Linked DNA regions of Homo sapiens: region 2 is linked to region 1. A link is an interaction called in ENCODE POLR2A ChIA-PET data of the cell type or tissue named here. Cell type or tissue: A673. All regions are shown on one strand. Each heading gives the region's core, and the rest is flanking DNA. Links, peaks and the distances in the headings are about the cores only. Region 1 overlaps SGMS1 (sphingomyelin synthase 1). Region 2 overlaps SGMS1 (sphingomyelin synthase 1).

Region 1 (15,646 bases), core at 3,955-11,954:
AGGTTAAAATCTTTTGTAGTATCAGAGGGACCCTTTGTTTCTAGTTATTTAGTTATTGCATTATAGCAGTTTTGTTTATCTGGCATTTTGGAGAAATTGATCCTTCTGGTTATGGGATATTCTTAGCAGAGAGTTAACTTCTCCCTGTTTTTGTATTTGACTCTTCTGAGTGTTGACCCCATCCCCAATCTCCACTAGGAGGTGTGCCACTTAGGAGCCTGTTTTATACGACTTCTCCAAATTAAGCCTATTTGGCCAGTAATTCCCAACAGAATATTTTTACTTTGATTTTAAAAGTCCTGGATCCCTTAAAAAATCAGTCTATCCTTCTTATTTCAGTTTCTTCTACTTTTTAGAGAAGAATCATGGGATGGAACTAGAGGATCACTTACTTAAGAAATGAGATCACTAGAATTTGGCCAAAAACTCCCAGCAATAAACCCTTTAACCAAATGTTTGAGGTGCTGGAAAATCTTAATCTTGAATTTGTGACATTGTGACATTTGGTTCTATCTTTATGTTGTATAAAATTGTCCTTTACTATTAAACATAGGTTTTGATTTTTTTTGTACTTAAATTTTTCCTCCTTTCATTCTTAATGTCTCCCCTGCATATCTGTATGTATATATGTTTATATATACGTAAATCCACATGGGATTTCCATGACCTCTCAAAATGGAAAGCAACAATAATGCCTGTCCTTGAGAACTTTTTTGGTTTTTACAATTGTAAATAATGTTGTCTCCCCATTTAGAATTGGACTTTCAAGCCACTGACTAGGAAAAATTCCTGGGAAATCTCTGCATTTGTGTCAGACTTCACTGCAAAACAGGTATCCCTTGTTTTAAGAAAGCATGATAAAGAACATATTAAACTTAGAGATTTGATGAAGGCTGAAGATGTAAGGATTTTTCATGCATGGCTAAATAATGGCTAACACAGTGGCACCTATGTGTGATACGTGTGGCTCAGCTCTACTGGGACATGGTGAACACCTGAAGAAGAAAGCCAAGGAGCAGGACTCTAGAGTTTCCAAGTCACCAGAGAAATTATGACTTAGTGTGGTGGTCATAGGTTCCTCAAACTCAACTTGCATGAAACCAGATTTACTATATTTTTCTTCCAACTTTTTCTTCCTCGTATCTGGCCAGTGGCATTTCCTAGAAACCTAGAACTCCTCAGTTCCTTTTATCCAGATAGTCACTAAGTTGTTTCCATTCTAATTTTAGATCCATTTCTTCTTTCCATTTCTATTTAGAACTCCATAGTGGGTGCTCAGATGGAGAACCAGCTCCTTAGCCTGAAGCTCAAGGGCCCTCAGCATCTGGTCCCAGTCTCTCCTGCCTTATCTCTAGCTACTCCACTCCACAGTTTTCCTCAAACACATTAAGCCCATATCACATTTCATTCTATTAGTTGTATATATGTCTCCTTCATTGCTAAATTGTAAGTTCCTCAAGGGGAAGAACTAGACCCTATTCATCATTCACCTTTCTATCCCAGTGCCTGGCACATACAAAGTGCTTACCTGAAATTCATTCATTCATTCAACTAGTGTTTATTAAGCAGTATACCATATTTCAGGCACCGATAGACCCTGGGGATGCTCCACTGAGTAAAGGATCCTGATGCTTTCGTGAAGCTTATATTCTGGCCAGTGTAAGGGAGGCAGTAAATGAATATATGATATTGGCTAGTGTGATGGAGAAAAATAAAGCAGTGCAAAGGGCTTGCAAGTGTTGGAGAGAGTGGGGAGAGGCTGGTACTTTAGATTGAATGATCGGAAACCAGACTCCTCTGATTAGAAGATGGTTGAACAGACATCTGAATCAAATGAGAGTGAATACCATGCATGTGTTTGGGGAAGAGTAGTTGATGCAGGAGACACAGAAAGTGCAGAGTTCTGGCACTTACCTGAGGAACGGTCAAGGGTCCATGTGGCTGAGTTAGCTGGGAGAGAACCCTGATGCAGGAGGTCAGTGAGGTGTTAGCCTTGTGAGCCATGGATGGATAAGGAGTTTGGATTTTATTTCAAATGTGGCAGTAAGCCATTAGGGGAGAAGGATATGAAAAACCTGGTGTTTTAAAAGAATGAAACTGGTGTTTAAAAGAATGTGGCTGCATTACAGAGACTAGGGAAGCAAGAGTTGAAGCAGGGGGCCTGGTTGAGATGCCACTGCAGGCTGGGCGTGGTGGCTCACGCCTGTAATCCCAGCACTTTGGGAGGCAGAGGCAAGTGGATCACCTGAGGCTGAGAGTTTGAGACCAGCCTCACAACTTGGAGAAACCCCATCTCTACTAGAAATACAAAATTAGCTGGGCGTGATGGCACATACCTGTAATCCCAGCTACTCGGGAGACTGAGGCAGGAGAATCGCTTGAACCCAGGAGGCGGAGGTTGCAGTGAGCTGAGATCGCAGCATTGCACTCCAACCTGGGCAACAAGAGTGAAACTCTAAAAAAAAAAAAAAAAATGCCATTGCAGTAGTCCAGGTAGAAGATGATCATGACTTAGACTCAGTTAACATTTGTTTAGTGAATAAATTTTGTGGAAGGGTAATGAGAAGGGCTGAACTCTTTCTAGAAGCCATGACACTTATAGTTTCTAATCTTTTATAATGACAGGGCTGACTTCTGTTGCAGTATCTTTCTCATAGGAGGTTTTTGGGGGTCTCTGTGAATCCTTGATTTGTATATGGAATTTGATGGGGAAATAGCATTTACTAATTTGGGGAAATCTCCAACTTTGTTTGAATATATTTTATTTCCGAGCGAAATGAAGTCAGGTATATATCTTGATATGTGTTTTCTACCATAGCTTCTTTTGGGTCAGACATTTGCCTAAAAGGAATAGCATAAGACAGTTGTATAAGGAGAAATTAGATGTCACAGGGTATATTAGTCAGTTGGTGGTGAAAAGATTTGAAGAAAGAAAAGAAACCATTGGACAGTTGGGTTATGGGTTGGGGTCAGGGGTAGAGAGAGCTTAGTGGTAAAACATTCTGGCATAAGCAGTTGCATTGATTTGTAGAGAGGCTAGTAAAATGGAAATGGTCACTTAGTGGGTGACAATTTTCTCTGAAAATTGATCCCATGCCAAAAGGGAAGGAAGTAAAGAAGAAAAATGATGACCACAGATCCTGCTTGGGACCTGCCATGGCATCAAGTTTTAGAACTGTTTCTAGGGGTTTTGTTAATCCTGCAGGAATGAACAGATACAACTTTCCAGTATGGCTTTTCTGGGATTATATGCTGAGAGAACTAGGATGGATTTTTAGAAGTTTACTAACATTCTGTATTTCATGTTTGGAGGTCACTTTGGGAAAGACTTTTTTTTTTTTTTTTTGTATTTTAACCTTTGATAAGCCTTTTGGGGGCCTTATTTGTTAAGTGGGTATCAGCCAACATAAGAGATTATTTCTATAGCATTTTCCTCTCTTCTGTGAATGGAATCTAATTTCCAAGCATAATCTTTGTACTGATTGGCAGTTGCTTTTGTCAGATGCTAATCTGTTTTTGGTTTGTGTTTTATTCAATAGACTAGATTCTCCACTAACATTTATCTTTCATTTTACCCTATTTTAATCCCATCAGTGTTTCTTTTCACATTAAGTTGATTGAATCAAACTACTTAACTCCTCTTCTGTTCCCAAAGGTAGTTTATGACCCACAGACACTGTCAACAATTTTTCCCTTTTTTTATGTCTTCGATGGTTGTGATTAAAGTTCTTAAAAGCATTTGATATAAAGAGCATTTGATATGAAGTTGGAGGGGGAGGTTTCTATTCAATAGAATTTATTTTCTGAGTTCCGGAAGAACCTTTTCTTAAGGTCATTTCACTTTACTATATATTAGCCATATACTGTGGGACCATAATTGTAGTCTTTAATGGAGCTTCAGAACATTTTTATGTTTAGTTATTTACCAAAAATTATTGGGGACTGTGTGCTATGGATATAGCAGCGAGCAGAACAGTTGAATGGGGGTTATATTCTGGGAAATGTTTGTTCTTAGAGTGACATCTCAGTTTTTGAAAATGTGTTGTCTAAACTCCATCCATGTATGAAACTCATGAGGACAAAATTCCCTCATATTACTGGTGCTTTTTCGGATACTTACCCATTATTTAATTCTCTGATAAGCTGTAATATTTATCTCCAGCAATAAAGCAAGGTAGGTGCTCAGGGATTACCTCTTTCCCTCCTTTCTATTCCCTCCACACATGTAGCTGCATCAATTATGTGCTTACTCAAAATCTGTTTTGTTCTGTTCCTTTTAATCCATGTCAAAAATTATTATCCTATTCAAGAGGCAGGTTCCAAACTAACTGATTTTAGAGTAGTAAGCATTAATGTGTATTGTATCATTTGATACAATCAACCCTTAAAACAAGTAGTGTTATTCTCCTTTCTCAGTGAAGAAAACTGAGACTTGGAGAAGCTATTGACTTGCCCAGAATCCTACAGTGGCATATTTTGGGCACTGAAGGCTCTTCATTATACATCCAGTCTATAAATTTCCTGGTATTATAGGCATCTGTCCTTTGGAGATGTATTTTTTTTTAACAGATTTAGTGTTGTAGATGCCACGTGCATAGGACAGAATAAAAACAAATGAGTTCAGTTTTTTAATTATATATTTTATGTGTTGGGTTCCATCTGGGAGACGTGCATGTGTTTCAGGATGGATCTGCCAACTTTGATAGCCGTCCATTTTTGCAGTTCCCCATAGACTGTAGAAAATGCCCTTAGCTCTGTCCTAGCTCTGGAACCTTCTAAGTGTGGAATGGGCCCTACTCACTACTAATCTGATAAAGCTTCCTTTGCTACCAACTTCAGTCACGTTTCTGCACTTAAGACCACTGACTAGGCATGCCCAACCTTATTCTTTTACTTTCTGTTTCTAGTACGTTTTCTCTCTTCCCTTGATTCTGACCTATTATCTATCTAGGCTCAGAGCCTGAGCTGAGATCCCATTTTCTTTCCTTTCCTGGGGACCTTCTCTGACCCTTCTCTTCCCAGATCATCTGGATCTCCTAGCCTCTTGCAGGCCTCGCTGTGCCTCCTCTGTCTTCTTTTTGTTTACCGAGGGCAGTTTTTTTGGAGTGGGGAAGGACACTCTAAAGGCTAGATGATGGATTCAGTCCCAGATTGTGCCTCACCTTTCATTCTCATGTTGGTGAACTGGTGGTCTTCTTTGCTTCTACCTTTTCTAATTTACAATTTTAGGTCTCATGACCTAAATAATGGACTGAGCCATAGGAATTATAGGGAAATTGTAGATTTTTCTCTAAAGTTAGTAATCCCAGCAATTTGACTTGTAGGCAGATTAGAAGATAAGGATAAACAAAAAGACAAACCAAATTATCATCTCACCAGAGATAAATGATGCTCATATTTGGGTTCATATAACTTTTGATATTTTTCTGCATGTGCTCATAAATGAGTACTCTGTGTACATGTGTATTTCTAAATGGTATCATTTTGGCCTTCTCTTTTACAGCATGCCCAGGGATTGTCTATTTCCCTCCTCTCAACAAACCATCATGGATGTCTAATTACTCATGATCTGATTTAGAAGTCACCACATCTGTGTCCCACCAGCCTGTCGGTGCCATGACTGTGGTGGTGAAGCATGTGGTTATACTCAGTCTTACACTGGAAGATCATTCTTGATTTAGATCCCTACAGCTGCCTGCTGACTGAGTGACTTTGGCCAAGTTACTTGACTATTGTAGTAGCATTGTTTCCTTACCTACAAAATGAAAATTATAGTTTCTATAATGCTGTCTTGAGGATTGAACGAGATGATATGCATAAAGCACTTGACAGAGTACTTGGCATCCTCCTGGTTCCCAAGCCCACCAGTGGCATTTCCATTCCTCCCAGTGCTCAGCCCAAATGTGTTGGGTTTTGTTTTGTTTTTGAGATGAGATCTCACTTCATCCTCCAGGGTGGAGTGTAGTGGCATGATCATAGCTCACAGCTCACTGTAGTGTGGAACTCCTGGACTCAAGTGATCCTCTGACCTTCCTCACCACATCTATTGCTGGCATAGGTCTAACCACCTTCATCTTTTACCTAGGTTATTACCTGGTCTTGCTTCCTTTTAGTGGGCTTTTAGTACATTTCTCTTCTTCCACCTCATATGGCATTAAAGCCAGTGTCCTCATATGGTGACCTACGAGGTCCTCCCAGACCTCATGCCCTGTACTCCCTTGATGATCAACAAACACCGACACACACAAGCCTCTGGAATTTTCTCCCACAGATAACCTCCTTGTTGACCCATCATACAGAGGTAGACCTTCTCTGACCAACTTAGCCCCCAATTCTAACCTCCCTTCCCCCAGTGAGACTCTCACTTAGTTTTACCCTTTAGCACTTATCTAACATGCTCTATATTTTACTTATTTCTTTACCTGTGTATTGTCTGCCTCTTTCACTAGAACACAGGCACCACAAGCCAGGATGTTTGTCCATTCTGTTCACTGCTGTATTCCGCATGTTTAGAATAGCACATGTATATTCATTGTGTGAATTTTAATAGACACTAAAATTTATTAAGTGTTGCACATGCTAGTTACTGTGCCTAGAATTCAATAAATGTTAGTGACTGCTGGTGATGTGTCTGTTATGTTTTCAGAAACCCCCTGTTAAAAAAACAGTGTTGCTTTTAAGGATAATCCCTTAGCCCAAGAGTAAACATTAATTGTTCAGTTCTGCTGGCTGTGACTAAGCAAGCCCCTAACAATGTGACTCAAGGTGGTTAAGTTTTGATGATGGGAAGAAATGAGGAGATCTGGGTGTGTATACGCACACACACACAAACACACATGTATGCATATACACATTCGTATTCTGTGTATATATACACTAATGTATACACACATATATGTACACATATATACATACATTATTTTTGTTGACAGCCTAAAATACCAACACAGAAATCTAACACCTTTTGTCTACAATTTTATTTAGCAGTTTCTGGAGGATACTTGATTTTAATTCTACATAACTATCTCAAGTAGATAGTGTTGATGTTTTTGTTCATGTCTTATAGGGTAGCATTTTTTTCTTTACTTCCTGTTACAACCTGTATATAAGTCAGGAAGTAACATTTTAATTTCATTAGCAAAAAGAGCAGCTGATTCAAAGTCTGAAAGACCTGGGTTTTGTTGTGACTCTGTCATTGACTTACTCTCTGGCTCCAGGCTAGTACTTAAATTCCTCATACAATTTCCCCTTCTGTAAAATGGGATAATGGTATATGCTAAACAGGAATGTTGTTAAAATAATTAGTAACAAAGGTGTGAATTTTGTTTGAGTTGGATTTTAAAAAGCAAAAACACATAGTATATGTACAGACACATTTCTGGACTGGTGCACAGGTATGTCTCATTTTCCTGATTCATGAACTGTGCCATCTACCCTGTATGGGTACCTAGGAATATTAAATGAGTTCTAAATCTCCCAGGCAAGCATTTATTTTGATTATTTTGTCTGTTCTACCATGTTTAGTCTTGCTCTTCATTTGTTTTACTAACCTTTCCTTAGAATTTTCTCTCCTAAAGTACTGAATTAAGCCCTGGATTTTCCTAAATGGAGTCTGTAGCCATTGAGATACCTGAGGCTGTGATGGGTGGAAAGGCCTTACAGGACAATGAGACTAGAAAGAAGAGAGAAGGATACAGAACTCACAGGCCCCAATCTCCAGGGGTTTGCAGTCCTGGTTGGATAATGGAGCAATCTCAGCAAGTGTTTTGAATAAAAATATGAATGCAGAAAGGATGCAGAGTGAAGGGATAGTGAGCATCAGGGCAGAGTAACTCTGGCAGATACATAAAAGGGTTTAAGCAACAAACATTTGTAGAAAGAAGTAGAAAAGGACTTCAGAGAGAATAAGAATTAAAGCTCTAGAGCACAAAACTGTGTAGTGTTGCTGGTACTGCCAGTCATATTACAGGTACCATCATAAGTCTCCCTGGGACTAAAAGACAAGAAAGCACAGGTCTTCTTAAGAGCGTCTTCTCACAAAAGGGGTGAGACGTGAGACATTTTTGTTGGTAATGGTGATTCCAGTCTCACTATTAAAAAATACCATACAGTAGAAACAAAATTTGAAGGAATTGGGAGGATGAAGTGGCTCTGTCCAGTTGGGGACATCTGGAAGCCATGAGGTAGATGCATAGGATTATAGCAGACATAATCATGTGAGAGGCCAGAGAAAGAAATTGACAGGCAAAAGCAAGAAATTGAGTTTGTGTTTAGGGAACAATGAGTGGCTCTTTTTGCCCTTGGCAGTGGGATTCACATCTAGGAGAAGACAGAGGAGGTGGAGGCAGGAGGATCATTTGAGCCCAGGAATGCAAGACCAGCCTGGGCAAAATGGCAAGACCCTGTCTTTACAGAAAATTTTTTAAAAATTAGCCAGCCATGGTGGCCTGCACCTGTGATCCCAGATACTCAGGAGGCTGAGGCAGGAGGATTGCTTGAGCCCGGGAGATGGAGACTGCAGTGAGCCATGATCATGCGACTGCACTCCAGCCTGGATGACAGAGCAAGATCCTGTCTCACCAAAAAAAAAAAAAAAAAAAAAAAAAAGACTTAAAAAAAGGAGATGTCATGTTGAAGGGAGTTGAAGAAAGCTATGAGGGGAGTTGTCACAATCCAGGGAATCCAGGTGCTGTAGCAAGGAATTAAGGAAACAGGTTTTAGAATTTCTTTGGAGTTAGTTAGCTTCCACAGAATATGGGAATGTGGGGGTGCAGAATGTTGTCAGGAGGGCTGTAAAGAAATTAAAATAGAAGGATAGGATAGAGAGGAGCAGGGGCTTCCTTAGAGTAGGGGACCTCTCTGAGAGATGACATTTGAATGGAATGTCAGTGACAGGCAAGTGTCCCAGGAGAAGGCAGAATCCAGGCAGAGAGAATGGCTGGCTCAGAGATCCTACTCAAGGCAGGAGGGACTTCGCAAGCTGTGTTCAAAGAGCCCCAAGGTCATTGGGCTGAGATAGAGCCTGGAGAATGATAGGGAGGGTGGCCAGAGGGCAGGCTAGAGGGAGGTAGCCAGATATAGGGCCTCAGGGTCTTGGGAAAAGATTTGGATTTTATTAAAATGAGTTTGACAACCATTGGAGGGCTTTAAGGGACATACCTGTTTAACTGTTTCAAAATAGATGATTCTGGCGGTTCTAAACAGAATGGATTTTAGGAAGCTACCTTAGTCTGTTCAGGCTGCAATAACAAAATATCGTAGACTGGGTGAGTTACAGCATTCTGGATGCTGGAAGTCCAAGCTCAAGGTGCAGGCTGATTAGTATCTAGTGAGGGCCAAGTTCCTGGTTCATAAATAGCGCTTTCTCCCTGTGTCCTCACATTTCAGAAGGGTGAGCCCACCTCTATTGTCTATTTTATAAGGGCACTAATTCAGACCTGAGGACCCTGCCCTTGTGATCTAATCACTGGTGATTAGGTTTCAACATAGGAATTTGAGGGGAAGGAGACACAAACATTCAGACCATAGCAGGAGGCAAGAGTGGTGTTAAGGACAACAGGTAGAAAGAAGGTTACTGTGGATGTTCAGGTGAGATAGAGTGTTGAGAAATGGATGACATTTCAGGATGACTGATTTAACATACGAGGTGGTAATAAGCAAATCTAACTGGGCACAAGACTACAAAAAATAATGAAAAATGGACACATGTAATTTTAGATAGCTATGTGATACTAGAATAATTTTTTCAGTACTTTACTAATATAGTCATTAAGTAGATTTTGAAATGTGGCTGAAATGGGATGGGATGTTGGCTCAGCTGTAAATACTCAAAATTCAGATTTCTTACACAATGTGATGCAGTTTCCTGAATATTTTTGTTTTGTTTATATTTCAGCTTAAACTCTCTAAACCTCACTTTTCCCATCTGTAAAATAAGGATCATATCCATGCATTGCCAGGTGGTCTTAAGAAGTAAATGACACAGAGCTTGGTATATAAGAGAACTTTGGCAAAACAATTGCTGTTGGTAATACCATGCCTGGGGAAATACCTCAATAGAAACTTTGTTTTTTAGTAGTGTGGTCGTTGGCTCTAAACAAAATTATTTCATTTTTCAACCTTATATATTAAGAAAAATATGACTATTCTGATGCCCATTCTTAGTGCTATTTCATGGCCTTTCCAGTTTTTTTGTCACCCATTTCTCTGATTCATAAGAAAGTGATGTCTTTTTCTTCCTTTTGCTGTTGAGGAAGCTAATTTCTAAGGAAATTAATTGAGATGGTCAAAGGCACCAGGTGAGCCTTTGTTAAAGGTAAAACTAGCATCTATGTAAAGATACAGCTCAGTGATGTATTGTCTGTCCGTTCATGTTTTACAGCTGGAATCACTAATCAGAGACCTGAATCATTACTCTTCCATAACTGCTCCAGAGATTTGAGTCTCCCAATTCTGTGTTAGTTACATGTGCTCTCCCTTGTGTATTGCCTCTTAGTTTTGAATTGTTGCTTAGTTCCACTGCACCATTGTCAAGTCCTATTTATCTCTAAAAGCTAATAGCTTCCAGAAAGAGCTAGGAGGCCAGGTCTGGGCACTGAAAGAGCTGTGTATGTCTTCCTACTGTGGATTAGTTGAAAGAGACAACTCATGGGAAAACAAACTTTTTCCAGTATTTTAGTTTTACTTTCCACTATAGTAATTTTTTTTAACCCCTTTTCATTTATTTATTTATTTAGGGACAGGTCTGACTCTGTCACCCAGACTGGAGTGCAGTGGCACAGTCATAACTCACTGTAGCCTCTAACTCCCAGGCTCCGGCGATCCTCCCACTGCAGCCTCCAGAGTAGCTGGAACTACAGGCGCATGCCACCATGTCCAGCTAATGTTTTTTTGTTTGTTTGTTTTGTTTTGTTTTGTTTTGTTTTTTAGTAGAGACAGGGTTGCGCTATGTTGTCCAGGCTGATCTTGAACTCCTGGGCTCAAGTGATCCACCTGCCTCAGCCTCCCAAAGTGCTGGGATTACAGGCGTGAGTCACCATGCCTGACCTTTCTTCAGAATTTTAGATCATTGTACCAAATGCCAAAAACACTCTAGTGCTGGTAGTATTTAGTCAAGTTCTGAGCAATGTTTTTAAAAATTAGGAATATAAAAAAGCTTAATAAAATACTAGCATGTACTTGACATAACATGCTATTCTAGTAAGTCTTAATAATGATCTATAAAATGTTAACACTTTTATTCATATTTCCTTATAATCAAATTGAACAGATACATTTTCCTTTTCTCTCAGAAAAAGTAATAATGAGCCTAGTGCTCTAACACTTGGGAGAAAAATAGATAAACGCGACCAAACACAAGACTCTGAAATGATAGTCCTTGCCAAGTGTGTGCAGATGGGAAACTGGCTTCTTTTGAATGTGGAAGGAGAGGTGTATCCCATGTGAGGGGAGCACCGTTGTGATTTTGAAAATTGTACTGTACATCTTCTTGTTGGCATCTGCTTAATTTCTAGCAATATCTCATTAACATTTCTTTTGTGAGTTTTTGTAAAGCACATCTTGAACTTTTAAACCTTTAAGTGAATAAGAATTCTAAGTGTATGAAATTCTTTGATTAAGGAAGTGAACGCCCAGAAGTGCATACAATTTCTTGAAACACTTTTATCCTCTGTTAAAGTTTGTTGTAGAAAATCCTTGTTTAACATTATACGCCAAAGACATTCTAAGCTTAATTTCAAAAATATTAAATGCCAAAGAGCAGAAAATTCTTAAAAACAACCACTTCTAACTTGTCACCTTATTGTTAACATTGACAGTTTCACATGGAAATGGTCAAATTTCAGTTTTCAAAGTCATTTGACTCTTTCACTTTAAGTCAAATAGTAAATGTGACTGAATCTTCAGTATTTTAATTAAAACAATTTTATGTATTTGTCTTTTCTCATCTTTTTATACCTCATTCTTAGATTTTTAAATAATTCTGAAATCACTTCTGTTGGTACTTACATGTAAGTCAAGTTTGAAATATGGAAATAGTTATTGGGGTGGTGTGTGTGTGAGTATGTGTACCTTTTGTGCATCATAAAATAATCAGGCAAAGTGATTTTAAGATAGTAATCTTTAGCAAAAGCAATAATTTTATTTTTCTTCCTCTAAAGAGTTCAGCAGATCTAGACTTGAAAGTGTGCTGACTTAGGTGTTTCTTGTATAGTTCAAGTGAAATTGCAAATAATTTCTGTTCACTTTAGCAGGATGGCTAAGGAGGGCATTTTCTTTTAAAGAAAGATGACCATTATGTCTTACAATGTAGAATTTACTTTGGTATTTCTTTTTTGGTGTTCTTGGCAAAGACATTTATAGGCTGGTATTCTTCTCTAGTATCGTCCCTCTTTATATTATTTAATTGTGCTTTGTATTTTACTTGAAATTAGAGGCATATAGATTGCCAAGACAGCTTTATGCTGAATAAATTCATGTCTCTGGAGGAGGCATACGCAGCTTGACTAAGAGAAAATAAGCAAAGATGGCTTCTATCGTAAATAATTCTGACCCAGTTTCTTAAATCTAGGTAAAGAGACCAACACCCAAATTCTACTCATAAAACCTAAGTAACATACATGGGCTGTGCAGATGTGGATAAAATGCTAGTATAATTGTATGGTTTTTTAAAATTAATTTTTAATCACACAAGTGACATATCTTTGTTTCTCTTTTTAAAACAGAAAATACACATGAAACAAATTTTCCTCTGGCTAGTACACCTCAGTAGGTATGCCCATCCTGCATAAGACTGGAGCTACACTGTATGATTATAATGATTGAATGGCCAAGATCCTAAGAGGAACACCTGCCCACTGTTTCTAAATTTTCCTTGTTTGGGAAAATCTGAACTCCTCACAAGGTTAAGGAAGAGGAGACCCACAGGGTTACTCACATGATTCTGGCCTGTGGTACTACAAGAGAGAGGTAGAGAGGGAAAGAATGTTCTTGTTCAAAAATACACCAGACTTTAATGAGGTTAAGTTGAACAAACTTACATGGAATTTTTATATTAGGAGACGTTATCTAACTCAATATACATGTGTATGTATATAGATAGATACAAACCTACATGTATATATCAAATAATTTTGTTAGAACCTAATAATAATAAAACTATTTCTAATTTTTGCTTATATTTTTATTCATCTACTTAATCTATACATTTGATACCTACCATTTGTACCTACTATATGGTAGGAATTTTTCAGACATCATTTCTAATGTTGTTACCCCTATTTTACTTCTTAGGAAGTTGAGATTCAGAGAAGTAAATGTGCATCCCAAGCTGCAGTGGTAGTCAAGGAATGGGATGAGATTGAATGCTGTTTTTCCATAGGTTCGTTCTTGGCATCATGTTGCCTCAGAGAATCAGTTTCTGGGATGTACAACTAAAATTGTTTAATGTCTTTGACTCATTAAATGGCATAAAAGTTTTAAATTCTCATTCTAATATCATTCTGATTTTCTGAAGATCTTCCTTTGATGACAGCAAAAATACTCACTAAATGTTTAACCACAGATACTGAGTGGGTTCTGGCCAATCAGCGTGGGCTCCACTTGTATGTCCGACAGTTGAACGTCAACTCAAGTTTAAGGCCTCATGAAGCCTAATTAATAGCAATATAAACCAGTTTAAGCACTTTTGGCCAGTTAATATATTTTTTAAAAAGCACCACACAACGTTATTCTCAAAATCTTTGTCTTAATCTGGTATTAGCCATAGTTACAACATTCTGGTTTCAAGTTCTCAAGTAGTTTTTGGGGTTTGTTTTTATTGAGTCATTGAAAAATTACAGTAAATGAACCTACAGAATTTCTTGACTGAGAATCTGCCCTGTTTTTCCCTTTTTCTAGGTCTATTATTAGCAGAAGATTTTTCTGCATAGTTGGCACGCTGTACCTGTATCGGTGTATTACAATGTATGTAACTACACTCCCAGTACCTGGTATGCATTTCAACTGTTCTCCGAAGGTAAACTATTCCTCGCTGTAATTTCGCTTTCTGTTTGTTTCTTGTCTTGCCCTGGGGTCCTTTGAGTGAGGTTGCAGGAAAACGTTTCTTCAGAATACAGTGGAGTCACTCCTCTATCTGAGAATGTTACTAAATGATATGGCCAGGCAGCCCCACCCTTCCCAGAATCTCTAAGCCCTGCCAGTGCCTCCCAACTGGGGAAATGTGTGTTGGAAGCAGTTAAGCTTTGTGTAGTTCTTTGGTTTCCTGCCAAATTGTTAAAATATCATTCATTTCTTTGACACGCATCCAGAAGCTTTTATATGCTTCCTCTCCCTCGGAGGGAGAGCTCGATTTCAAGTGACATTTTTTCCATTTTCCTTCTTTCTATTAATCCCTACAGCAGAGCCAGGAAGAGAAAGTATTCCTATTTCCTTGCAGTCCTCAACCAAGCCAAATAAGATCACTGTTCTCTGGGGTAATATATTGCCTTATTGATTTTCTCTAGTAACAAAGAAGTCTTTTTAAAAATAAACTTTATTCCTCTCTTATTGTCTCTACCTTTCCATCAGATTCAAATGACACTCTTCACCTCCTAACCTTTACCTTGGAAGAATTTTTAACTAGGGTGATCGTTGGAACTCTGTGAAATAATTAGCAGATTTTATTGTTAAAATATTTATGTACATTAAAGCTCTTTAATGAATTTTTAAAAGAGGCTAATTTCTCTCCTTGATTTTTGGTGGGAGAAAATATAGTATACTCTGATGTATTTGAGATCATTTCTTTGCATTATACCTGTGTGGGTGAAACAGCCAAACACTTTCAGTCTCATTGCTTTGTACTTTTGTTCCTCCAGAAGAGATGTTCTCTTTGATAGAATCTTTGGAAAGAGAGCTGAAAAATTCACTCTGGATTTTTAATTTGATCATATGAAATTTTGGATCTCTTTAATTTGTATGTCTCCTGTGGCTCTTTTCTTTGCTAAACTTACATATGTGCCTACAGAGATAGCTCATTTCTTACTTAACTTTTTGCTTTTTTTAATTTTTTAATTTTTTTAATTTTTTTTATTTTTTGCTACACACTACTTCCTTACCTCTGGAAGAGCTGTCATACAAAAGCAATGTTCTCAACATTCCACTCTTCTCTATCAGCCATCCTGCCTCCCTGCACTCTCCTTCTTGCAGTTTCTTTCGCCCTTCCAAAGAAGCCAGCTTCACATCGTTTTTATTGTCTGTAAAAGCTCTCAAGCACTCACCTGTAGCTCCTGGGTTATAGGGAATATCTTGTTGTCATTGAAAATCCAAGGATATGGACTCTTGCTGGGAGCCTGGCTTGATAAGCAGCATGTTCTCAGCAGTAAACTGACAGTTTAGGATATTCACCTAAGTTTAATTCAGCTCCTTAAAAAAGTCTGTGCATTGGGAAATTTTGCTACCAAGGGGTAGGTAGATGTAGGTTCTGGCCAAGCACATGTTGAAGATGGATCCAGTATTGAGGGGCCGTACCATGTAGCCTTTCTCCCTACTCTGGTTCTAAACTTGTTTCTTCTTGAGGACTACTGTAGCTCCGCCAGTTGCTGGCAAGCCCATACTTGGTGAGCCATTGGTTCTTACATAGTCAGCTTGAGTCATCAACATATCTAACCAA
Region 2 (15,646 bases), core at 5,143-13,142, 99 kb before region 1:
ATTTGGTAAGGAAGCAGTGTTTTCTGGTTATACGTGGTAAAGAAAGTAGATAAATAGCCTTGTCCTTTAAGATGTCCCTTGACGGTCAGTTAGAGGAGCAGGTTCATTCATGATCTCCTCTGCAGACACCTTATTGGACTGGACTGGTTATGTTCTTACATACCTTTGAGTTTTGGTTTCCTTTTTTTTGTAAAAGAAATATTTACCTTTTTCTCAAATATCTTGCCACCCAGTTAGGAATTAAAGTTATTTGTGTTAGAGTTTGGCAGAGTGGACAGTTGAATGACACCTTTTTTTTCTCGTCCAATTTTGGGACCAATGGATATACCAATAGGAATTTGAAATATAGAGATTTGGAAATAAAGTTGGTTGGCCAAATGGGTTTTCTGGTATTTCATACTTGAGTGAGACTGATTTTCAATGTAGAAGGCAACAGCCTGGAATACACTCCATCTATGAGCAGGGTAGCCTTTCTCCCAAACTCGCTATTCACATAATTAACTTCTCCTCCACCAGGGAGAAGGTGGGAGAGAAGGCTGAACTATTAGGCTAATGGAAAGTTCTACAAATGAAAGCATGAAACTGAGGGAGTGGAGGTTTCCCACTAACACTTTGTCGACTGGATGCATTGCATGCATTTCATGCAATGTCGTTTGCCGAACAACTGTGCCTGCTTTTTTAGTAACTCTATTCTAGCTCCCTCCTCTCTAAAACTAGGATAGTAATGTTAACATGCCTCAGAGTGCTCTTGGCATGATTCAATGAATTAGTACATGTAAAACATTTAGAAATGAGCCTAGGTTGGGCATGGTGGCTCATGCCTGTAATCCCAACACTTTGGGAGGCCAGGCAGGAGGATTGCTTGAAGCCAGGAGTTTGAGACCAGCATAAGCAACAGAGACCCTGCCTCTACAAGAACAAACAAGCAAAAATTAGCTGGCCATGGTAGTATGCACCTGTAGTCCCAGCTACTCAGGAGGCTGAGATGGGAGGATTGCTTGAACCCAGGAGGCAGGAAGTCGTGGCTGCAGCAAGCAATGATTGCGCCACTGCACCCCAGCCTGAGCAACAGAGTGAGAGCCTGTTTCTGGAAATATTTTATGTATATCTAAAGGAACGAGCCTAGCATGTGGTAAACAGTTCGTGCTATTTTTTACCTTTAGTGACATTAGTATTACTTAGCAATATTATGTCAAAGCATTCAGATGCATTTAAATCATGGAGGGGTTAAATAATGTTCACTGATAGGAATAGCTAGAGAGGTTTAAATTCATGTGAGGAGAGAAAACTGCTGGCTCTGCGGGGAAAAATAAGCCCTTATTTACTTTTAATTTGTTTTTAACATATATTTATTCTTGGTACTGAGAAAAGGATTAGGAAGGAGAATGTTGAGTGAAAGGCCACTTTAAAAGAAAATATATATATATATATATTTTTTAATTTGGGTTGCTGGGAGAGTTCTGTAACAGGAGTTCTGGAGGGATGTGACCTGGGGTGTTTTAACCCCTTTTATTGATACCTCTCATTGCTACCTTGGGGGCAATATCATTGCACAGAAAAACCAGTTACTATTTATTTTAAATATGGAAGTTTCTAGAAGAAAAGAGAGCTGTGGTCTGCATTCCTAATAGCCTACCAAAATACATACCAGAAATCTTTGTTGCTGCATTGCTTGCTTGTTTAGATGTGGTTACTTGTGCTGAAAATATTAGTAAGCATCATTTGCTTGTATCCAGATAGGTTCCTTATATACAGCACTTACCTCAATGCTTTGGAATTGTAGATGCCCCCAAAATACCTGTTGAATGAATCGACGAATTTAGGAATAGAGATATATAAAGCAGTGGAGTAGACATCCTTGCACAAGTTTCTGTGCCAGCCTTTGAAAAATTTTCTTCCCTATTCATTTTTTTAAAGGCAAATTATTCAGAAGAAAAGACAGCCTATTTTGGGAGCATTTCAGTTTACTCAGAAAATATTGTGCATTGCTTTTGAAACTGGATTGAACATTTCATATTAATGTTTATATGGTGTTATTTTTCCCTCTTGCCACAAAACTTAGTTTTTAGAAGTACTGTAGGAGCTTTATAGTGTCATGAAATGTTAGTTCCTATTTTCTCCCCCAACAGAATTTTTGATGCCATTGATTTCATCTCTCATGTTGAAGCTAAAGTTTGGTAGGTCTGATTATAAAGAAGCCTGGGAACAGAAGGCCCGCATTGTGCTGCTGAGTGACCCTGGACAGGTCACTTAAAGTCGTTGGATCTATGTGTCATCATCTGTCAACTGAGAGGCTGGGACTAGAAGACTAATGAGCATTTCTCAGCTTTCAGATTATTTGATGGTAGGATTTCCCTACCAGTTTCTGCTTGGAAAGATGGCCTGCTGAGATAAGAGGTCTCTGGCTCATTGAGTGAGTTTTAGCTGTATACTCTGTGGTTGAGAATGATTGTTACTTGATTTGTCAAAGCTACAGGTGCTTGCTGAGAAAATTTAAGAATATTTACATTTGGTTTTTAAGGCGCCCATATTAGAAAAACTTAGATAAAAATTGGATGTTTTAATTTTTATTCAGTTCTCAAAACCACTAATCCAACAAGTCTCCAACATGTCTCTTGGAACATGTTTTATTCAGTGTTTAAGTCCAATCTATCACATTTTAAATATTCCTTTGTTTAAATTATTGTATGCCATATAGGGTCTTAATATAGCTCATATAATGGTCACAGTTCTCTTACTGTTCTAAACGTGTCATGTTTCGCATGTTGAGTAGCTTTTGCAGGCCAGCCAGGGAACCTGATCGCCATTTATACGATTGCTATTTCCTTGGCTAATATGTTTCATTATATCCTCCAAATGACAAGAATAGGATGGAGTGTTAAGGGAGGAAACTGAGTCTGAGTTGGAGAGAACTGAATTGGAGGGTGTGTGCTAATGTAGAGGCAGAATTGCTCACCCTGGCTCTTGGGGCTTCCTCTTTCTCCCCTCTCCTCTCTCAGAAGGACATGTGGTGACATCAGGGACATGAACTTCACCTCCCTTTTGTAGTAGTTATCTATAGCTACATAACAATCTAGCACAAACTTAGCAGCTTAATCAATCACAAAATTATCTCACAGTTTCTGTGGGTCGGGAGTCTGGGAATGACTTAGCAAGGTACTTAGCAAGGCCACAGTCAAGCATCAGCTATGGCTGCTGTCTTACCTGAGGCTGGATGGGAGGAGGATTTGTTCCCAAGCCCGTGTGATTGGCAGGATTCAGTTTCTCATGGGCTCTCTAACTAGAGCCTTGGTTTCTTGCTGTCAGCTGGAGGTTGTCCTCATGGGGCTCTCTCAGTAGGCAGCCCACAAAATGGCAGCCTGCACTTTCAAAACCAAGAGAGAAACTTGTAGCAGAGTAGATGTTACAATCTTATGTAATGTACCCACATACATCCTGTCATTTTTGCCTTATTCTATTGGCTACAAGCAAGTCACAGAACCTGTCCTGAAAGGGCGAGGGAATTAGGCAAGGCCTAGATAGGAAGAGACAGAGATCAAGGGGGCCACTTTAGAGTCTGACACATCTGAGACTGGCCAAGAATATGGCTTCTCTTTATCCTTACTCTCCTCTCTGTCCATTCTCCTACTTAATAGCAGCGTGTTTCTCATCCCTTCTGCTTTTTTCCTTCCTTCTGACCTACAGAGAATTCAACAGCCCTGAGTGGCTTTTCCTCCTCTTCTCTACTGTAGAAATGCAATGAAAAGGTAGCAGGAAACCCTGCCTTTGGAAGCAACTCTCATGCTGCTGGGGCCCTTCCTTGTCAGTGGGCATTTGGGGTATGTGACACATTCTTCTCTAGACATTTGTTCCTACATCATAGTGTGGCTTCTATAAAGGACCAAAGTGAGGTCTTCTCAGCTTTTGTGTCTTCTGATTACTATTCTCTTTAAGCAAGCACTGAATTACAAAACCAGGTCACTTTCACTATACCATCCTTTTAGGATGTCTTGCTAAGGCTGTGTTGGTAAATTTCAGGTTAGAATCATTAGCAGTTTTGGTGCTTTTACTCTTTTGCCCCAGTAACTCTTGTGTTATCTTCCTCTTTTCTTCAGACATCAGTAGGGTGCTGTTTCTTGCTTTTTTATGGCCTGCTCCTGGCCTGTGTCTTAGTTAGTCTTTAGTTATTGTTCCTTCTCTTTGCCAGGGACACAGTGTAGTATAGTGGTTAAGAACAAAGACTAAAGCTAGACTGCGTGGGCTTGAATTTCAGCTTCTGCCATTTATTAGCTAAGTAATCTTGAGCAAGTTACTCAGTTTTGTTTCTGTGTGGCTGGTGTTAACATTTCTGAATTTTCCACTGGCCAAGAAGCCTCTGAATACTGCTGCCACTCTCATTTTGCTTCCAAGTTACATGCACAGATGTAAGAGCAGACAATTTGCCCTTTATTGCTACATGAGATATCACCCCAAGCCCTTTTGTGGTCTCCTAGTGAAGTGGGCTGGAACATTGTTGAGCATACTGGGATACCTCTTTTTTTGTGGCTTCACCCTAGTACTTGTATTGCCCCCAAAGTATGAGGATAGTGTACATTTTCCAATGGCACAACATTTAATAAGCGTTTACTGTTTGCCATGAACTTTATTAAATTGTGTATAGACATTATGTCTTTTAACCCATATAACAACATCTGGTTATTGTACTGATATCGCTCCCATTCTATAGATGAGGAAACTGAGGCTTACAGAAATTACACAACATGCTCAAGGTCTTCAGAGCTTAGTTGCAGAACATAGTTCTGTGTGACAGCAACGCACATACCTTTCATGGCCACGGGATACTGTCTCCCATAGAGGAAGCCCAAATTCTTCTTAGTAAACTAGATCATTTGGAGAAAGAGGCTAAGAATCAAACAACTGTGTCTCATGGCCACAGGAACTTTTCCCACAACTTCTCCAGCCTTATTTTCATATTAGCTCTTGAATGCTCTTGATTTTGATGCCAGCCAGTCTTCTTCCACCCAGGGGTAGCAGGCTCAGCTTTGCCCTAGAGTGTAAAGTGAACATTCAGAAAAGGAGCCAGGTTTTCCCATGACTGTTATGGAATCTTAACATTGTATTTGAAGCACGATTAGGAAGTGCTGGGCTTGTAACAATCACAGCCAGGGTTCATACGTCCAGATTGTTCTTTTTAAGTGCATCAGCTGAACTAATTGCTTATATTCCAGTGATACCGCCAGTGTTCTGCATTCTTTTAAATGAACTTCATCGCAATCACCTTATAACCCCTTCCCCACTCCCACTGCTGAGCACAGTGTCTTCCACCAAATGGGTGGTTCAAAAAAGTTGGTTGTTAGCACTTTGGGAGGCTGAGGTGGGCAGATCATGAGGTCAGGAGATCAAGACCATCCTGGCTAACATGGTGAAACCCCGTCTCTACTAAAAATACAAAAAAAAATTAGCCGGGCATGGTGGCGGGCACCTGTAGTCCCAGCTACTCGGGAGGTTGAGGCAGGAGAATGGTGTGAACCCGGGAGGCGGAGCTTGCAGTGAGCCGAGATAGTGCCACTGCACTCCAGCCTGGGCGACAGAGCGAGACTATGTCTCAAAAAAAAAAGTTGGTTGTTGAAGTTGCTTATAATTCTTTTGAATAACCACAGTGGTGCTAAATTACCATCTTTGAGGATGAATTTGATTCTTTGAACTAATCTATTAAAATATTTTCTATTATAGCAAATAAAGGGAACTAAACTGTAATGACACACGTGTTCTTGTGAACATTGCACACTGGTTCTGAAGGTAAAAGACGAGTACTTATTCTGAGCAGTCAGCATCACTGGAGTGAGTCCCAAAGAGGGTGACTTGGAAGGGGTCAAGGAGTACTTTTTTAGACATTAAGTTCTGGCACTTCTGTTTTAAAGTTAGTATGCGTTCACCTGGTGAATCTTGTATTTTTTTGTTTGTTTGTTTGTTTGTTTTTAACATAACTGACAAATCCATACTGTTGCTTATGAGTCTGTGATGTGGTGCCCAGCATTAGAATGTACACCAGAAGAATTAGCACTAATGGAAGTGATTCATTCCCTCTTTTCAGGAATTCATCATCAAAAAAAGAAGCTCAGTATTGATATGAAGAATGCTAACAAAGACATAGCTAGAGCTTTCTGTGTGCCCATGTTAATAAAGGCTGTCAACTAAGGTGGAGATTTGTATTGAACATTTCATCAGATCAACTTAGAAAAGTTTTATATTGTTGTCAAAAGTTACATTTAGAACTTCTTTCCAGAATGGTCTCATCAGGAAAGAGTCTGTGAATTTAATGGACATAATTGCAATTGTAATCATGAATTTAATAGTCTTGCTACCATAGTTGCACTAGTGAGCACAGTAATTGCAGTAATCTTTTGAGAACTAATTGTATGATGGACACAGTGCATATATCATCTTTAAGTTATATAACTACTCTGCAAGGTATGTATTATTGTATGTATTTTACAGACTTGGAAACTGAGCCTTAGAAGGAATAAATTACTTGGCAAAGATCACACTGCTATTAAACAGCACAGATGGGGTTCAAACCTGTTTATTTTAAACCTGTATCAAACCTTACTGTGTTTCTCATTCATGTAAAGAGCCTCATGTCAGTGGCCAGGCATATAAAGCCATAGCTAGCCAATGAATCTGTTCCTCTTAGTGTTGGGTATAATTTTTAGATCTTTGACTCCTCAGTTCTTCCTTGCTATTTTTATTGAGGCTGACAAGTTCTTTCTTTATTATTAGAGAAGATCTCTATATTTATTTATTTGGTGTTTGTTCCATCTCCTCCTGTCTTTTTTTTTTTTTTTTGAGACGGAGTCTTGCTCTGTCGCCCAGGTTGGAGTGCAGTGGCGTGATCTCGGCTCACTGCAAACTCCGCCTCCCGGGTTCACGTCATTCTCTGCCTCAGCCTCCTGAGTAGCTGGGACCACAGGCACCCGCCACCACGCCTGGCTAATTTTTTTTTTTTTTTGTATTTTTAGTAGAGACAGGGTTTCACTGTGTTAGCCAGGATGGTCTCGATCTCCTGACCCTGTGATCTGCCCGTCTCAGCCACCCAAAATGCTGGGATTAGAGGCGTGAGCCACCACTGCTGGCCAATCATCTCCTCCTTTCTTAATCTCCGTAACACCGCCCTGTCCCTTTATGCTTTGGGTAACTTGAGGTTTCTGTCTATGGTTCAGGTAACTGAGGTGACACTGCCTCTCATGGTACCTCAGTGCATGCATGGAGCCATATCACAATTATTAATCTCATCTCAGAATTAACATTGAGGCCTCAGGTGATGAAAGTTAATTTAGGTTCCTGTTTTATCAATGTTGTCTTCTTGGAGCCACACGTTCTTCACATAACATGAGCAATAGTTGCATTCTAGCTGGTAAAAGTCGGGTATTTTTATTTGGGGCCCTTCTCTGAAGGGAAAGAAAGCAAAAAGTTCTATTTCTAGCCTGTTTATTCTAAAATGCTAAGAAATGGAAAAACAAAAGTAAACACATTGTTCTGAATGACTTCTTCTTGGAAAAAGGAAGGCCCTTTGCTGGCCATATTTTATTATTCTGTGAATTATATGAATCCTCCAGTAGTTGTTGAACTGGACATGTGGACAATGTAGCAATTCTGATCATTAAGCATTAGGTGTCCATAGTTCTGGTATAATGCCTTTGTTGGATCAAAGCGTGTGTGACTGGAGGGAGGCCTTTGTTGCCTGGCTCAGAGCAGGGCCAAGAAATCATTTGGTGTCTCGTTTAGTCCTTCCAGGCAAATTAATCCTTCACTTTTGAGGAGAGGTAAGAAGGGGTTAGGGAGGAGAGATGGAGAGAGAAGGTGGGTTACTCTAATACTGTTGCCGCCTGGGAAACAGACTAGGTATCTCTTCCTGAAAACATAATGGAGGGCAAAATTTTAAGGGTTCACCACCCCAATCCTTCATAGTGGAAATACTGCTCTTAAAATTTTTTTTCTCTTAAGGTAATTTTCTGTGTTGCTATTTTCTCTTTCCTTTTTGTTTTTGGTAAAAAAGAGAAGAGATGACTGGACTTTTCTATGTCTTGTGTGTGAAGAAGAGACTAACTAGTGGAAATCAAGAAATGGCCTTTCTGAGACATGTAACTAATTAGATTCTTTCTGCTTATGACAGGTGATGGAACTGTACTGGAACAATGGGAGAAGCTGGTAGCTTATAGGAAGCCAAGATGACCAGAATGTTTTTAAATAATCCGTAAGTTAATGTTCTTGGCCTTTTGGAATTCTTTTAACTACTGGGTAAATTTTCTTTAAGGAACCATGGTAAAAGGATAGCACAATCAACTAACTTGAGTGCAAAAGAGAAACTATTTTATAAAGTAAATATCCAAACACGTCAAACAATTGATGCTAACTTTGATAAATCTTATTTTGCGTACTTCTTTCTTGATAGGGTGTGTCATTTTAAGTTGAGTGTGTCAATTTGGTGGACAGAGCATAAGTATTTGAAGAATTAAGAGAATTCCCTGCACATGGTCAGCATTTAAATTAAGCTTGGAATAACCCTTAGGATATGCAGATATTTTTGGTCCTAGTGGTTTCCTTGGGCTCCATTTCTCACTCACGTATTTTTTTCTGTGGGCATATTTTGAAGTAAATATGAACAAATTTGGTGAATATGATTAAAATTGAGTTCTTTGTCTACATCTTCTCCATATCCCTCTTCATGTATGCTACTTTTATGTACATCAGAGGCTATTAATGTTTGCTAATTATCTGACAGTTACATATGGTTGATTTTGGTTTCACTGTGATAACAATAATGTTAGTAAGTGGGGTAGCTTAGTGGAAAGATCATATATTTTTGAGTCAGACAATCCTAGGCCTCACTCTTGCTCTTGTGCTTTTTAGTAGTTACTCAACCTCTCAGAACCTTAGTCAACTCATCTGTATATTGGATTTGATACTATCTCTCATAAAATTAAAGTTTGTGGAAAGTACTTTGTGCTATGACTGGCACAGTATAGTTACTGGCACAATAAATCATATTTACTTTTCTTCCTTATATTTGTGTCATGATTTATAATCTATAGGCCTTTATTCTATCTCAAAAGATTGGCCAGCTCAAGTTCCTTACCTATTGCCAAGCTGTGGTGATTAACATTATAGGTAGTATCTGCAGGTAGATGTTAACAAGCTGGCAATGTCAGAAGGAGGGGTTGTCATGTTTGCAGGTTTCCATTGTGTAAGTACCACTGCTGTGGCTGGCTCATTTTAAACTACCAGCAAAAGTCACTGAAAGCGAGGCTGGGAAGTCTTATGTAGTAGCACAGCATTATATAGTTTCTACCAACCAGATACAGTAGTTACAAATCACCTCAAGAGCATGCTTAACAGTAAAATAATAGGAAGTGATGAGATTTGAGTATTTATTACCTTTGTTTTTAGTATGATTTATTTTAATTTTGTTTATATAATTTAACTTTTAATAATGACTGTGTTTAACAACCAGCTTGCTAAAAATTTTGAGAATTTAACAATTGGTTCTAGTGGCCTGGTATAAGTTGGCTCTAATACACCACTAATTGTAGGTTTCCTGTTGTGAAGACATTTCTAAGCCACAATTCTTTAATTATCTGCCTCAGCCGTGGTGGTAAGAGTTTCATTTGATGAATAAAAACAAGGTTTGGTTTTGAGTCAGTGCTTGCTGTAACTCAAGTTGTCATGCTCATATTGTTTCTGGAATTGAAAATAGATGCCAAAACCAATTTAGAATTTAGAACAGTTTCTTGAGTTGTTGACTCAGCTTCATAACTGACCCCTGGCATCGCTTGCCTATTCTGGCTGTTAAACTGATCTCCAAGTGCTAGTATTGGCGATCAGTCATTCTGCTCACTGCCTATTGAACTTCCTTCTCTCCCTTCCCCATATTCCTTCAAATCTTAAATTCCTTCAGGTAGTGGTGCTACAGAGACAAGTAGTCAGGATTCCTCCCAACTAAGCATTCCATGCAGCTTTGCTTTTGATTCAAAATTAAGTTTTAATGGAAACCCAATTGCCTCTAGGGAGAGAGTAAAAACAAAACAAAACCTGGGCAGTTTAAGGTTCATCTTGGCTTGATTAAAATCTTAGGGAGTGAAATGGAGGAAAAAAACGAAACCAGATCAGACATCTCAATGTTTCTTCTAGAAGCAACTTCTTCAGTTTTCTAACTTGCCCTTTAGAAGGAAGCAATCGAACCCTGAAATTGCTAAGTAACAGCTAAGATTGTGTTTGTTGTTTTTACTTTAAATCTCACCCACCTAGTTCTCAAAACACATTTTTTATTGAACCTTACAAAAATGCCTTGGATATTTCAAAACATTTGCTTGTGTCAGTTCTTTGAATCAGACTTACATAATTGTAAAACATTCATTTCCCCGATTTCCTCTTAAAACAAAAGGTATTTATAGTTCCCGCTGAGTCAGGGATGGACTTGGATTACTGCAAAAGTAATCTGTGTTCATTTCAAGAGGAAGCTCGTGGTTAAAATCTGAGAGACTTGCCTTTGGATTATGAAATAATTACCTTTGGCTTAATTTAAATAAGTGTGTCTTTGTACTTTGAAAGCAAACATGGAAATAATAATTTAATACAGAAATTTTATTATAGATATAACATTCTGACTTATATTATCATCTCTCTTAACAGAATGGGCCTTATGTGGTTTCCAAACATCCCTTGTATAGAAGATTTCTTCATTAGAGAGATGCTATGTGTATAGTCTTTAGATGCGCAAATTTTATAGCGTTGCATTATGTTCATATCAACAAACTCATGTTTGTTGATATAAACAAAAATATGTTTACTAGATACTTGGGACTCGTTGCTTTTGACGATACATTTCAGTACAAATAAGACAGACTTATTGCACTTTAGGAATTGATAATCAAACCTGAAAAGAGAAAACTATAATTTCAAACTGAATGTGGTAGGTATTATAAAAGACATATAAAATACTCAGAAAACAGAAGAGAAAGAGAAATTACCTGGGTGGCAAGAGGAGTGGGCTAGATCAGGGATGAGATTCAGGAGCAGATGATATGTGGATTAGATATTTAATGATTAATGCCTTTTTATTAAAGTACCTTTTATGAAACTATAAAAGTTAACATTGCTAATTGGATAGAACTTTAGAATGCAAAAACTATTTTGCATTTGCAAAACTATTTTGCATGGCAGTGAAAATGCTAACAATTAACATTGCTTTTTTTTTTTTTTGTATTCTGCCATACTTTTCTATGCCGAGATTAGATACATGCTTTATTTTCCCTCTAAAATGGGTCTGGTTATTACTATTGTTTTGAAATCGGCTTCAGTTGACAATATAGTAAGATGATGCCACAGCAATAAATATACATCTACATAATTGTAGATGTATACATAATATATAGCATTCCATGTGTACGTAGTCTATAATGTTGCATATTACTGGACATTTTTGTTTTCAACTTTTCATTTTTGTAAAGTGTGCTGTAATGAACATCTTTGGTAACATCATGGTGCACTCATTCAGTTATCTGGATGAGACCTTTGAACAGAGTTGGGAGGAGTGCTTAGGGGACACTCTAGGTAGAAGGAACAGTTTGAGCAGAAAGGAACAGTCTGAACAGAGATGGTAGAGGAAGATCATGTTTTGGGAAAAGGCTAGAACTATAGTTTAGTAGAATGAAAAGAAGATAATACTGCTAATTAGGGCTAGAAAAAGAAAATAGAGGGTCTTTGATACCAAGCCTTTAATTTATTCTTAGTTGGGTGTCATTTTGGAATCTATGTTATACTTTAAATGAATGACCCTGAATAGCTTCAATTGTTCTTAATTTTTCTTATTTGGGGAAGAAATAAAATAGTTCCAAATGCTCAAGAAAGAATAGATCTTTTAAAATTCTTGAGAGATTTAAGAAACTAACCAGGACATAAACAAGTAATTGAAGTCATGAGAAAAGAGTATGTGTGTGTGTGTGTGTGTGTGTGTGTGTGTGTGTGTGTGTGTGTGTATGTGTAGAAAAAACTATAAGAGTAGAGGTTTTTAAAAGTGAAGGAAAGTTCATTAATTTATTTTCTACACTTAATGAATTTTAACAAATTCTTTATAATTAAAAGTTAAGGACAATTTGGAAAAGAAGTGAGTTTGGGGATGCATGTCATAATTTAATAATAGTAATGCCTTATATTTACTGAGTTGCTTAATTATGAGGCTATGTTCTAAGAAATGTGTCCTCAGGCAATATTGTTGTTGTGTCAACATAATAGAGTGTACTTACACAAATCTAGATGGTGTAGCCTACTACAAACCTAGGCTATATGGTATAGGCTGTGGCTCCTAGGCTGCTGCAAACCTGTATAGCATGTTGCTCTACTGAATACTATAGGCACTTGTAACCAAATGGTAAGTATTTGTGTATCTAAACATAGAAAAGTATAGGAAAAATATAATCTTACGGAACCACTGCCTTTTGTGTGTCCCTTGTTGACCAAAACATTGTTATGCAGTGCATGACTATACCTGTCTGTGCTTGTGTGTTTTAAATACAAACAGTCCCCAATTTACAATGATTCGACTTAATGATTTCTTGACTTCATGATGGTGCAAAAGCAATACACCTTCAGTAGAAACCATACTTCAAGTACCCATACAGCCATTCTATTTTAACTTTCAGTACAGTATTCAATAATTTAAAAACAATATTCAATACTTGAATAAATAGGTTTTTTGTTGGATTATTTTACCCAACTTTAGGCTAACGTAAGTGTTCTGAGCATGTTTAAGGTGGGCTCAGCTAAGCTATGGTGTTAGGTATGTTAGGTGTAGTAAATGCATTTTTGATGATGGGTTTATTAGGATGTAACCTTTTCCTAAATTGGGGAGCCTCTGTTAATCATTGTACTTAGTCTCATAACAGTCTTCTTAGGAAGCATCTGGGATTATCTGCATTTTGCAGGTGACTGAAAGGCTGACTTCCCTAAGGTGGGTGAGAGAGTACCAGATTTGGTGTTGTAGTTCAGGCACTGCTGAGGCCTTGAAACATTGCTAGGATAGTTGTAAAGATAGTAAGACAGTATCTGAAAGATTATGAGAACAGCATAAAGTACCACAGAAATGGAGGGGCTGCTTTTTATAACAGGACAGCTTCTATCATTACGGGGGGAAGAAAGCTCAGCTCTAGCCATTTTCCATTCTTTTTGTGGCAGCTCATATTATTGTCAGAACACTTGCTGCTCCTTTCTGCCCACCTTCCATCCCTGTGAAAGGATTATACTCTCCTACTCTACAGAAGGCTGATGCCCCATGGCTAGCTTGGCCAAATAAATCCTCTAGGATTTATTTTGGCAGTGAAATGTCAGTGACAATAATTTGTGTCATTTCTGAGAAGACACTTTAATAGGTATGGCCTGCTCTGCCATCTTTCTCTTTTCTTTGCCATGGGACTATCATGCGCCAGTTAGGGGTGCTCCTTCTGCCCTGGTCTTTGAGTGAAGAGGACATGGAGTGGACTCCATGTCCACAGCTTATCTGCAAGGAGCCAGACAGGAACTAGTATTAAGCCTCACTCCATTGTTAGCCTCCAAAATTTGAGGACATTTTGTTCCTGCAGTATAAGTTAGCCTAAACTGATCTACTCTTTTTTCTCCCTTTAGGCACCATCCTCCCTCTTTCAGGCCTAATACACACACATACACACACATGCACACACACACACACATTCTCTCTCTCTCTCATTCACACGCAGCTTAGCCTCCTTTTTATCTCGAGGGATAGAGTTCCCTATCAACTGTTCCACTGCTGTCTTTCTCCTTCATTGAAGATGTCAACCTTCATCAGAATTTAACAATTCAAATAAGGTTTGAATTCTATAAATGTTTGTAGAACATATCCCATGTCAAAGTGTGGATTTCTGGAGGTTTAAAATAACCCAAGCCCTGGACCCAGCCTTCAGGAATCGAAGAGTATGGTGTGGGTGCTGTCTATTCAAGTAGCTATCCAACAAGGTAGACAATGTTGGGTGCTGATAAAGGGTGTGCTTTGATCCTCAGTGACCTGTTTATGTAGTGTCCCCACTTTGTTGTATGTCGACTTAAAATGTTAAGTGTCGTTGCTTTTGGTTAGTTCAGCTTACCTTCTCTTTCCCCCCTTCCTTAGCTTGTATTTACTGTGCCATTTAATTTGTACTACATGCTAGACTGCTGTGTTCTCAATTTGTAGTTTTCAGTCAATTTATACTGACTCATTCACTAGTTTAGGGTATATGTTCTTTCTTTGACACACATTGTAAGTTCTTTTTGGTTGTTGTTGTGACGGAGTCTCGCTCTGTTACACAGGCTGGAGTGCTGTGGCGCCATCTCGGCTCACTGCAAGCTCCACCTACCGGGTTCATGCCGTTCTCCTGCCTCAGCCTCCGGAGTAGCTGGGACTACAGGCGCCCGCCACCACACCCGGCTAATGTTTTTGTATTTTTAGTAGAGACGGGGTTTCAACATGTTAGCCAGGATTGTCTCTATCTCCTGACCTCGTGATCTGTCCGCCTCGGCCTTCCAAAGTGCTGGGATTACAGGCATGAGCCACTGTGCCCGGCCGTAAGTTCTTTGATTTCACAGATGATACATTAATTTTTTCTGTTATAAAGTGCTTAACATACTATTACAACAAAGTTCTTAGTAAATTTCTATTGTTTTCTTTGATTTGATTATTTTTGTTTCCCTTCAAGTTAGTGGTTCTCTTTTCTATGATGTATGAAATGGAGTTCATTGTTAATTGGGGTGCTTTTTCCCATTATTTCAATTTGGAATAATTTGGAGTTGTTCTCTCGCAATTTTAGATCTCCGTGTCTTACTACCTGACATGTGTCAAGGCAATCCAACTTAATTTCATTTTACTAGTGACAAGTCCTGGCTTTGGAGTAGGGAGTGAAATCAATAGCTCATAGAGGTCTGTCTGACTAGTGGTTTCTATGTCAAGCCAATGTATGACTTAGCTGTTCCCCTTTCTTCCTGATTGAATTCTGGTGTTTTCTGTTTCATTACTTCTGACCACAATTCTACTTTGATGTCAAAAGGCACAGGGTTAATTTATTATTAAAGCCACATCTTGGACCAGGGGCTTTCAAACTTGTTGTCCAGCATGTACAGAAAGAAATGGTTGTCAGCCTCAGTTAGACAAGGGAAGGTGAACTCAGAGAGCTGCCATGTTTCAGTAAGGTCTGCTTCATAGGATGGGTGGTAACTTCATGGGTATGACTTTAATACTACATTTCATACCAAATAGGTAACTGTATTCACTTGTATCTATTAAATACTGCACAACCAGATTTTTTAAAGGTATGAAATACCATTAATGTTGATAAATGTGTCCATTGCATTTATATTGGCAGACCTGAGTCATATTAATGGTAGTTGTTTTTTTCCAATTTTAATTTTCTCTTAAAACATTTTTTTATAAACGAAAAATACTTTCATTTTGGAAAATTCAAGCAACACAGAAAAATGTAAAGAAAGTAGAAAATCTCCCCCAGATTATGTTAACATTTTGGTGAATCTTTTTTTACTTTTGTTTTTCATTAAATCATTTTTATCCACTTAACAATGTGCTACAGCACATTCTCTAAATCAATATTGTAATTTTTAATACATA

What was found. Peaks named below come from ENCODE experiments on the same cell type or tissue, not always from the same donor. Only the 100,000 strongest peaks of a DNase experiment are listed, where the experiment ranks them.
Region 2: POLR2A ChIA-PET joins it to region 1 with 7 read pairs; 4 of 35 experiments call an interaction of 5 or more read pairs at or near these places.

Annotation. Positions count from the first base shown.
Region 1 is chr10:50,325,573-50,341,218 of GRCh38, reverse strand. It overlaps SGMS1 (sphingomyelin synthase 1), which reads left to right. Exons shown (of 11, transcript NM_147156.4): 8 at 13,897-14,014. Among named protein-coding and RNA genes, the nearest start is that of ASAH2, 82 kb to the right of the region's middle. RefSeq lists an enhancer at 4,889-4,968. In A673, for the core only: no CTCF peak of the experiment used is centred there; no DNase peak of the experiment used is centred there.
Region 2 is chr10:50,426,063-50,441,708 of GRCh38, reverse strand. SGMS1 (sphingomyelin synthase 1) reads left to right here. Exons shown (of 11, transcript NM_147156.4): 6 at 8,153-8,233. Among named protein-coding and RNA genes, the nearest start is that of ASAH2, 180 kb to the right of the region's middle. RefSeq lists enhancers at 3,425-3,484, 9,643-9,862. In A673, for the core only: no CTCF peak of the experiment used is centred there; a DNase peak (open chromatin) is centred at 9,628; H3K4me3 peaks cover 525 bases; H3K27ac peaks cover 785 bases.